Regions from separate parts of the Homo sapiens genome. Here region 1 is linked to region 2. A link is a contact called in ENCODE Hi-C or POLR2A ChIA-PET data. All regions are on one chromosome and are shown on one strand. Each heading gives the region's core, a stretch centred on a gene start or an enhancer-like site at or near the end of the contact. The rest is flanking DNA. Distances are from core to core; before and after follow the strand shown. Region 1 overlaps LOC107985255 (a long non-coding RNA gene). Region 2 overlaps LOC107985255 (a long non-coding RNA gene).

Region 1 (5,366 bases), core at 1,970-4,469, 33 kb before region 2:
CTTATTTTTTATTTATTTATTTATTTTTTGAGACAGAGTGTCACTCTGTCACCCAGGCTGAAGTGCAGTGGTGCGATCTCGGCTCACTGCAACCTCCGCCTCCCGGGTCCAAGCAATTCTCCTTCTTCAGTCTTCCAAGTAGCTGGGACTACAGACACGTGCCACCACGTCCAACTCATTTTTGTATTTTTAGTAGAGACGGGGTTTCACCATGTTGGCCAGCTTGTCTTGAACTCCTGACCTCAGGTGATCCACCCACCTTGGCCGCCCAAAGTGCTGGGCTTACAGATGTGAGCCACCATGCCTGGCTGCCCTCTTTCTTATTCCTGGTGAGGCTGAGCAACTTAATCTTCATTGGCTATTTGATTTCTTCTGTGAATTTCCTGTTCGTATTTTTAAAAATTTAGTCTATATATTTTAAAATTAATTTGTAGGTGTGATTTATATATTTTGGATATTAATCTTTTGTTTCATACAATCATTGCAAATATTTTCTCCCAGTCTTTCCTGGTGTTTTATAATTACTTTCAGTCTTTTGAGTATAGAACCTTTAAAGCTTTATGTAATCACATCTGTTAATTTTTTTCATGTTTCTGTGTCTTCTACTTTTTTCTGATACTTTTATAGTTTTCATTTTCACATTTAGATGCTTGCATTTAAATGGATTTTATTTTTGTGCATAGTGGGAGAGTTCAGACTTTTTTCCAAAAAGCTAATTTCAACACTATTTATTGACTAGTCTACACAAGAAGTTGGCAAACTGTGGTCCAAAGGCCACATTTTGCTCAGTACCTGTTTTTGTACATAAAGTTTTGTTGGAACACAGCTATTTGTTTAGTATTGCCTATGGCTGTTTTCACACTACAGTAGCAGAGTTGAGTAGTTGCAACAGAGACTTTGTCCCCCAAAGTCTAAAATATTTATAATATTGTCTTGTAAAGAAAAGGTTTTCTGATCCCTGATTCCCCACTGATCTGAAATATCTTCTTATATACACTAAATGTCTGTTTGTATAATGACTGAGTGCTAGTTTGCTACTTACTTATGAATCTATTCCTGAGTCAATACCATGCCATACAGTTGTAGGTTTATAGTGTATTTTGATATCTGTATGACAAACACTCATTTATTTTTCTTTTCCAAAAATTTATTTGCTCTTTTACATAAATCATTTTATGTATAAACTTTAGAAATGTCAAATTTTAAAAAACATGAACAAATAAAAACTCTTGTAATTCTGATAGAAAATTTTAGTGAACTTGTAGATCTGGAGAGGATTGACATATTCACTATATTGAGGCTTCTATTTCAGAAACATGGTATGCCTTGACATTAATATTAGACTCTTCTCCTTCATTGAGGAAAGTTTTATAGTTTTCTTCTATAGGTCTTGCTTAATTTCTTTTCAGATTTGTGCATGTATATTTAGCAGATTTTGATTGCTAGTGCACACTGGACATTTGCAGTTTTGCTATTTTGCCATCCATACTCCTTTTCTATGTTGGGAGAATCTCAAGGCATGGGAAAGGAGGGCCTCTGTTTCCTACTTATCTCTCACTACAGAAGATAAAGTAGTGGGGGCATTTTATCTTCCTACCCTGGGTAGCTAGAGAATGGACATATAATTTAAGCTTGGTTAATGAAATGTCACTGTCAGATTGTAAACACTAAGAGGATAAGTCAAAGGGTTAGTTAGAGACTTTTTTTGGCATAGCAGGTGCCTGGAGGCCAGAGTTCTGTTCAGTGGCATGGTGGTGCAATTGCTGGGATGGAGCAGTCCAGCAGCATGGTAGTGGGCATCCAATGGTGGCATCAGTGGTGGTGTGCTATGCCAATTGCCTTTGGCATGATCTTGGCTGAACATTGTTTGCCTTGGTTCTTCCTGAACCCCTGTTCCTAGTCAATGCAGTGGACTACCTAATGCCCTACCAATAAGCTTTGTTTCTGCCTAAGATAGCCAGAATCAGTTTCTGTTGTTTATAACCAAGAACCCTGACAAGAGTCCATCTTGCATTACAATATACAATTGGTTATTTTTGATGCATATAGAAGCCATTGATGTTTGCAGTAGTCTTAGAAGTCAAAGATAAAATTGATTATTTTACCTTCAGGTCATTCATAGTTAGAGGATTTTGAAGCTGAAATAATCCCAAGAGCTCCTGGGTACTGAACACCTACTATATGGCAGACACATATATTCTGTATTGCTTTCAATCTCCTTAATTATCTTAGATAACTGGCATTTTTTATTTCTACTTTTACAAATAAGGAAATGGAGTTTTGGAGAGTTTAAGAAACATGTCATGGTTATGTAACTCATGAGGAGTGGAGCTGGATTTTGAACTTGTGTTTGTTCTATTACTAAGTCTCTGATGTTTTGAGTTCCCCTAGCTGACTTTGTAAATAAATGTTGTCTTTTAAATATTTACTTCCCAGAGCCGGGTGCGGTGGCTCACACCTATAATCCCAGCATTTTGGGAGGCTGAGCTGGGCGGATCACGAGGTCAAGAGATCGAGACCGTCCTGGCTAACACGGTGAAACCCCATCTCTACTAAAAATACAAAAAATTAGCTGGGCATGGTGGCAGGTGCCTGTAGTCCCAGCTACTCAGGAGGCTGAGGCAGGAGAATGGCGTGAACCCGGGAGGCGGAGCTTGCAGTGAGCTGAGATCGCGCCACTGCACTCCAGCCTGGGTGACAGAGCGAGACTCTGTCTAAAAAAAAAAAATTTACTTCCCAGATATGCATACGCAATATTCATCACTTTTTTCTCTAAGAACATTGACCGCAATCCCAGGTTCAGTTCAGACCTTCAAGTTTTGTTCTTGTCATCTTCTTTGCCTTTCACTGCCTCTGCACCTGAAACTAGACAATTTTTGTTCAAATATATCATTCTTTCCCTTCCTTTCTCCATTTTATATATTTGAATTCTTCATGAAGTCTCTGTGAGTCCTATGGCCCATGATGTTCTCTTCTTTTCTGAACTTCTGCAGCATATCTCAATTCCACTCACTTGACACTTAAACTTATACAGCATTGCACTTTTATTGGCTTTTTAGGCATGTCTACCTTATCACTCATACAAAACTGTTCTGATTCAAGAGAAAAAAATGTACCCTATTCATCCTTGTGGTCCCTGTAGCATCCATGTTAAATGGCATGCCCATGGTAACTCTAGAAACATCAACAATCTCTAAAGCTCTGAGGTCTTAAAAAACAATTGACTTTTGTATGAAACAGTTCAACCTGTGGGTGCTCTCTATCTGGAGAACATATATCTCTATGGAGATAGTTTTCTGATCCTGTCTTTAAATTACTTCAGATTTGGCAAGTTTTATTACAAATGCCTGAAGCATGGGTTGTGACCAGTTGACAATCTCCACCACCATGAGACCTGGGCGGGAGGCCGTGGGCAGACCTGGAACACACGGTAGCACACGGACACGGGGTAAGGTGGCTCTGCAGCCCAGTCTGCACTTTGTTCCCAAACCTGCTTCCCTGAAAGAGGGCTGTGCCACCTGGAGGTCGAGGCACTTTTTCTAATTTGCACAAAAATTATCTAGGCTCACAGAGGCCCTGGGTATGGGTTTTGCCTAAAGCAGGAAATACTGGTGGTAGACAACACAAAGCATTTTCTTAGTCAGAAATCAAGACATTGATACTGGTGGTTTTTCCCTCTATAGAAATTTTAATATCAAAAATGACCATAGTCTCAGAGAACCTTAGTTTTATATTTACCTGAAGACAAGGGGAATAAATGTATCCATGGATTGCTAATTTTGGTAAATCGCTTAAATTGTAAAGGGTTTTAAGATTCATTGCTCAGAGGAGTTGTAGGAGTACAGGGGTAGGGGCTGATGTACCAAGTGTGCCTCAGACTGAAACTGGAAGGGATCATCATCCCCAATGTCCTTGCCCCTTTTCGATGTGTACGCCCATCCTGTATTCCTCTGTCACCTCTCCTTGGGATGGATACTAAATCATGGTGTGTTCACATTTCTGATCTGTCTTAGATTTTGTTAGTGCAATTCTACATTAATAATGGAGCCTTAGGTTTCTCTCCCAATACCTGCATCTAAGGCCAATTCCTTGCCCAGCATCTCAGGTCATTCTGTCTTGTCAGGGGGAGGCTCTTGGAGGTAAGGGGGTACCCACACGCAGGCACTGAGGCCACTCTCCCTCAGAGTTTCTCTGCCCCATCAGCCGAAGAAGAGAGTCCTACCCTATTTGGTTTCACACATGCCTCCCAGGGCCGCAGAAACTCTCATACTGGCTTTAGAGTCATTATTTTCCTCCTTCTAGAGGTCTGGTGACTTCAGTTTATAAGCTCTAATTTTGCCCCTGAGGAAAGATTGATTTTTCTAAAACATATTCATCAATACTATTCAGGCTGATTCTACCCCCCTAAACTAATATGCTGATCCAGTGTCCCAAGGATTTAGTGGCCACATTTTCCAAATGCAAATTCGGAATACATGGTCTGACAAGGTGATAGAATATTTGAAATCGGGACTGACCTAGAAAATTCAGGACATGCAGCTGTCATACATAATGGCAACACGGCCTAGATAACACGCACCATTTTCCCTGAAGCCTGTCTGCATCATGACAGCTTCATTTGATGGTCTGAGATAGCCTGTCTCTTTCTGTTTTGGGTCACCCAGTTAGTATATCCTCATTTCCTCTTGGAGGGATGAATCCTGCGTTCAGCTTATTTACAACACAGGGATGACTGACAAGCTGTGTGCCCAACTCCACCCACTCTGACAGGTCAACTTGACTATATGTGAAGGAAGCATCCTCCAGGATCTCTGGTAACGGAAGGAACCAGCCTAACCACACTGAACATCAGACTGTGGGGGTCGTCTGGAAAGCTCTCCTTCAGCCTGTGTGCATGAGTTAATATTTGTGGAGTGTGGATACGGTCTCTATTTGGGAGATAAAGGAAAGGAAGGAATTTTGTACATGAACACTTGGGAAAACATGGGGAAAGTGAAAGGGAAGCTTTCTTTTCCTGTGCTATACTGAGAGAAAGAGCTGGAATTGATCTTCATGATAGAGAGAGCTGCAGGATAGTTTTCTTGGGAAGCTTTATGAAATTCCAAGCATGAATATTGTTGCTCAGGATCTAGTAGGTAAAGGAGAGAGCTGAATTTAGGAGAGGGGCTTTCTTCCTATTTCTGGAGTTCAGGTACCTCTAGGATTTATGGTGTGGGGAGGACTAGAAGATAATACATGTTATGGAGTGAATTGTGTCTCCCCCTAATTTGCAGGTTGAAGCCTTAAGCCCTCCATGTGACTGAATTGGAGACAGGGCCTTTCAGGAAGTGATTAAGGTTATGTCAGGTCATGAGGTGGGGCCCTCA
Region 2 (5,202 bases), core at 172-2,671:
TTACTGACGGATTTATGTATTGGAATTGTACATATGAGTCTATTGTTAGAAAGGTTTCATTACTTTAAAAGATTAGATGATCTAATGAATTGCTATTTCAAAACATTGCTGGGAGCCCAAGAGAATTAACAAAGTCACCTCCCTCACAGATCCCAGACCAAGAAATCTGGAAGGGATTCCGAATCATACAGCCTCTTTCGAGTGAGTAATTCACTAGGACATTAGGAAAGTGCACAAAGTCTCATAGACTGTACCCCATCCCCTCAAGACCCTGAGTTCCCTAAAGGAAACTTTTAGCCCCGTGCTTTGCACACAGTCAAAGACATAAGAGTGACTGTAGAATGAGCAAAGGAATGACTCAGGATTAGCCTTTTGTATAATGCATATAAAAATCAAAGCTCAGAGTGGTGAAGGTTTTGGCCCAAGGTCATAAAGGAAAAACAATGGCAAAGTTAGGATAAAACTCTGGGATTTTTTACACTGGATTGTGCCCCATTGACTCTTCAACAGCAATAAAAATGTCCAAAGTCAGCTGGGCGCGGTGGCTCATGCCTGTAATCCCAGCACTTTGGGAGGCCGAGGTGGGTGGATCACGAGGTCAGGAGATGGAGACCATCCTGGCTAACACGGTGAAACCCCATCTCTACTAAAAATACAAAAAAAAAAAAAAAAAAAAAAATAGCCAGGCATGGTGGTGGGCACCTGTAGTCCCAGCTACTTGGGAGACTGAAGCAGGAGAATAGCATGAACCCAGGAGGTGGAGCTTGCAGTGAGCCGTGATCATGCCACTGCACTCCAGCCTGGGTGACAGAGTGAGACTCCGTCTCAAAAAAAAAAAAAAAAAAAAAAGTCCAAAGTCAACTTCTCACTTCCTAACCTTTGCTCTGTCTCCAAACTCATCCTAAAGATGTAACACAGAGACAGTGCAAGTTCCAATTCAAATGATCAATGGTTTTTTCTTTCTATTTCCATTAGCACAAGATTTGAAAGAAGTCCCCCCCTTTTTTGTCCTCCCTTCATCCCTTTAGCTCCCACAAGGGCAGGGGTAGACGCTGTCCAGCAGCAGTGATCTGTGGGTGTTGCTGAGCTGAGGACAGAGGAGACAGTTTAAGGAAGACGAAGCCTGGCTAAGGTTAGGCTCTTCCAGTTTCTCCTTCCTTTGTGCCTTGCCTTTTTTTGCATCACTGATGTTATTTATGGAATGCCAGCATGTTTCTTTTTTTAATTAAAAAGAGGAAATATCGAGTCTCGTATAAGAACAAGAGTGATGACTCAATAGGGCTGCTCAGTGCCAAATTACTTCCTGTAATCGCATGTGTAGCAGTGTTTCTTACAGAAGCAGGCTTTGGGGCTCCTGGTGAGATTGCACCCGGGCTGCCCACCTGCCCAAGTGACTCATTCCTAACAGCCCAGGATGTCTCACACATTTAGTCATAAACTCTGGCCTGATGAAACCAAGCTTACCCAATCTTGCTGATCTATAAGCAGGGAAGGGGGATAAGCTAGCAGGGATAATATAATTTTTGGTTGAGTCTTCTTTCAGGTAAAATATTAGGTTTTTCAGGCATTGTAACATATCAGAGGATTATTATTTTTAATAATATAAATCACCTTGAAACATATCTATTTTAATTTCTTCCTGTTACTGGGAAGGAAACTAAGACCTAAGTCAATTTGGAGAGTATTTGACTATCTACTATATAGAAAGGATTGTGCTCAGCCTTCGTGGGCCAAATGACCTTTCAAGGTCCACAACATATGGGTGACAAACAGAATTAATTGCTAAATATCCTCATTCCCATACAAATCTCCCTTCCACCATATGAATCTAAAGTTTGGGTTATTGTCAGAACTATCTTGCCAGTCTAGAAATTCTAGACTGATATGTGAATGAGTATGTGTGTGTGAATGTGTCTGTGTGTGTGTGTGTGTGTTAGCTATGTGCCTGTAGCTAGGAGAGGTATATTGCAATCCAAACTGGAAACAGTAGACATAGAAGGCAGCATGTCAGAACTAGAAGACATGCCCTTTGGATTTATAGAAACCTAGTTGTCAATTTTGGTCCTTCCAACTACCATGTAACCACGGCTCAGTTTCAAATCATGTTGAGCCTTACTTTTGTCCTATAAAAATATACAGTAAAATAGGTTTGATGTTTACCTAAAAAGAGTATATGCAAAGTATATTAATCTTCCTTTTTGTTTTCTTATGCTTTGACATCTTGGGGACTTGCTGGTCCTGGAGGGACTGTTCTGTAACCCATGACTTTAATCCAGTCACCTCTATTCTATTAGGCTCTCACATTCCTGGCTACTATCTCTGTTCTAATCACCCTGGGGCCAGATACCAGACTAACAGGAACAGTCCTTCTTCCCCAGAACCTATTAAAATTATTCAGATGGGCCAATCCTAAGCATCCTTATCCTGCCTCACATATTTCTTCCCACGGAAACCACAATAAAGGCTTTTGCCCACGTTTTCCCTTCATTCCCTCTGCCTCCTGAGCTACCTTGGTGCCTTCCTGTATGTCTCCTTCCCCACCTGTCCCTACCCCTTAATGTGGCATGCGCCTTCTTTGGGATCTGTGAGTAGCAAACTCTTTCCACTGGTAGTCATCTCCCGATCTGTTGATGTCGCCATACCTGAATGATAATATAACCTATATTCAAAAGCGGAGTACTGACAAAGCACTTCATACTTAAAGGTTCTCAAATTCTTCCATGTAACATAATGAATTAATGACTGCCTATGTGTGAAGTTTTTGAGTATACAGATATGAATAATACCCACTTTCAGCTTTCAAGGGAGTACTGAAAATAGCATCCTATCAGAAGTGTGGGTGGGGTATGGAAATGTTTCTATGACAGATCGAGGACATCAAATGACCTGCTTCAGGACACACACCAATTCAGAGTTTTCTGACCACCAGCCCAGGATTTGGCTTTCAGTGGGATCTACGGCTTCTTTGAGTAAGACTTTGGATTTTGACCTTGGCCTGTCTGCAGCCAAAAGTATGCTTGGTTGCCCCAGAAACAGTCCATGTTAGCCTCCACCTCCTACTCTGGGGTTTTGTTCAAGTGGTACTTAGACAAAATATTCATTTCTTCTTTGGCCTCCATTCTACATTCCATATTCATTTATTTTCAATAAACAGTTTCAGATTCCTCATTTTTCCCCCTAAAGCTTACAAATAAATTTTTCTGTCTTGCCTTTCTTGCTGCATTTACATAAAAGCCACGCTGAAAAATTTATAGCAGTAATGGAAATCTTGGGGAAAACAAAATGCTCTGAGAACAAATGGCTGCTTTAACCCTTTGCTAAAGAGCAATGAGTGCCAGGCTTGCAGTGCCACAGGGCAAACAATTCCATGGGGAAGAAACACACCTGAAGATACCCAGCTTACCTATAAAATGCCAATAATGGAATCAATTGGAGGAGGGATCCTTATGACTTTATTCATCAAATTCTTTAAGTCTATATTCTCTTATTACAGAAATAAAAGTGAATTTAATTGCTAAGTTTTGAAGTAGTTGTGTAAATTCTATGAAAGTTTACTGTTTGAAAATATTGGCAGGGTAGAGTACAGCTTAAAGTAAAATATGATGTCATGGAAAATCTGAATAGCAATATTTTATAAGGATTACAACTTAACCGCTTGAAAATATATTGCATACAAAAGAAAAGACAATAATTCCTCCTATTATCCAATAAACATTTAAGTATCTACTATGAGTATCTACTATGTGTCTGTACCTTGGGATAGAGAGAATCCAGTGCACTCTTTGCCTCCAAGGAATATCCAGCTTGGTGTTCATTAATAGAAAATTGCTGCTAATAAGCCAAATAGGTTAGTAAAAATAGGTTTTTATCACATAATGTAGCATAAACATGAAAATACTTGAGCACATGAGAATTAATTTCTAAATGCCTGTAAGTAAAATTTTTAATTTATGGTCTGTTTAGTTTACAATGGTTTCATATTTTAGGTTGAATCCTCATTCACTGAGAGACATGATTCAAACCTTGTAGTCAATCCAATCACACACATGTAAACTACCATGACAGAATTGCCGCAAGTCCATGTTAGGAAAGATGGACTCATTTAGGCTTTGCTGACAGCCCTGGCATTGTTACTTCCAGGCCCTAAGAAGGAACATAAGCAGTCTCTTGTCATTTAGTCACTTAAAGCATCCTTTTCTTTGGGCAAATGGAATGGGTAGATGTGAAGATTTTTAAACTCTGAAAGAGATATGAAATAAAGGCTTCTAGCTCCTCGGCCAAAAATTTTCAGATTGTTAAAAAAAGAAAAATTGCTGATGTTTAGGACTTTCCAGCTTAGTTGCCTCAATCTTCCATCTTTTCCTCTGCACTTCCCCACTCAATACCCCAACTTTTAACTCTGTGTTCGATATAATCTGACAAATTATCTGCCCTCACTGGAGATAGTTGCTGGCACCTAATGTGCTGTGTGTATAGGGTGCGGCAGGATTTGAGTGCTGTCCTTCCTCTTCCACTGTTTAGATGAATTCAGACTTTACCTGGAGGCCTAGGTTGGGGATCAACTTCAGCATGTACTAAGGAGCAGGCCAGCTAGGCAGCTACCCAGGCAACAAGTGTATCAGGCACACTGTCACACTCCTACAAATGTTACCAGATGCATAAGTGGCATTTAACAGAATACTTGTCTGGGATAGTATCAAATGTGTTTGGAAGAAAGATGACAAGACGCCTGGAATGAGCGTAGACATGAACAATAGACAGTTGACACACAACCTCTAAGAAGGGATGCACATGACGACAGAACTTTTTTTTGCTTGGCGGATTTCTCAAGTTTGCAACCAGGGCTGAATTGTCCTGGACAATAGGAAAACACATTGAGTGCTGTCTTTGGTTTAACTTCTCCATACTGTCCAGTCCAGCATGCAGATTTTCCTCTATGTAAATGCTGAACAAATATTTTAAAATATTAGCCCCTGTGTTTTAATCTACCCCTAACCATAAAATTAATCACTTGGAGGCACGGTACTATTTTAGTGTCCTCAAATCACATGGATTTGGCCTTATAACAACCGCAGCAGCAGCAAAATAATGACTATTGTTTCTTGACCTCTTCCTTGGTCCTATACAAAGCAATTTGGGGCATAGATTCTGGACTCAAAATGCCTGAGCTCAGCTCTGTTGTTTACTGATTGAATAAACTTG

Evidence for each region. A loop is a pair of places that touch in the nucleus more often than their neighbours do. ChIA-PET counts read pairs that join two places held with the same protein, here RNA polymerase II (POLR2A). Pooled maps may share reads with other maps.
Region 1: a map of PC-3 shows a loop between it and region 2 (5-fold over the local background). The contact joins two enhancer-like sites. A Hi-C loop is called at or near these places in 1 of 168 maps with a recorded cell type or tissue (PC-3), 4 of 37 single-sample maps with no recorded cell type and 4 of 50 pooled maps. POLR2A ChIA-PET finds 5 or more read pairs at or near these places in 2 of 52 experiments (A673 and Panc1).

What each region holds. Positions count from the first base shown.
Region 1 is chr1:209,070,469-209,075,834 of GRCh38, reverse strand. All of the region lies in intron 1 of LOC107985255 (a long non-coding RNA gene), which reads left to right. Among named protein-coding and RNA genes, the nearest start is that of LINC01774, 100 kb to the right of the region's middle. Within about 2 kb of position 3,219, at least 3 of the 41 ENCODE cell types and tissues checked have a DNase peak (open chromatin) inside an H3K27ac peak, as active enhancers do; they include PC-3, where a contact is called at or near this core.
Region 2 is chr1:209,035,675-209,040,876 of GRCh38, reverse strand. All of the region lies in intron 1 of LOC107985255 (a long non-coding RNA gene), which reads left to right. Among named protein-coding and RNA genes, the nearest start is that of LINC01774, 66 kb to the right of the region's middle. Within about 2 kb of position 1,421, at least 3 of the 41 ENCODE cell types and tissues checked have a DNase peak (open chromatin) inside an H3K27ac peak, as active enhancers do; they include PC-3, where a contact is called at or near this core.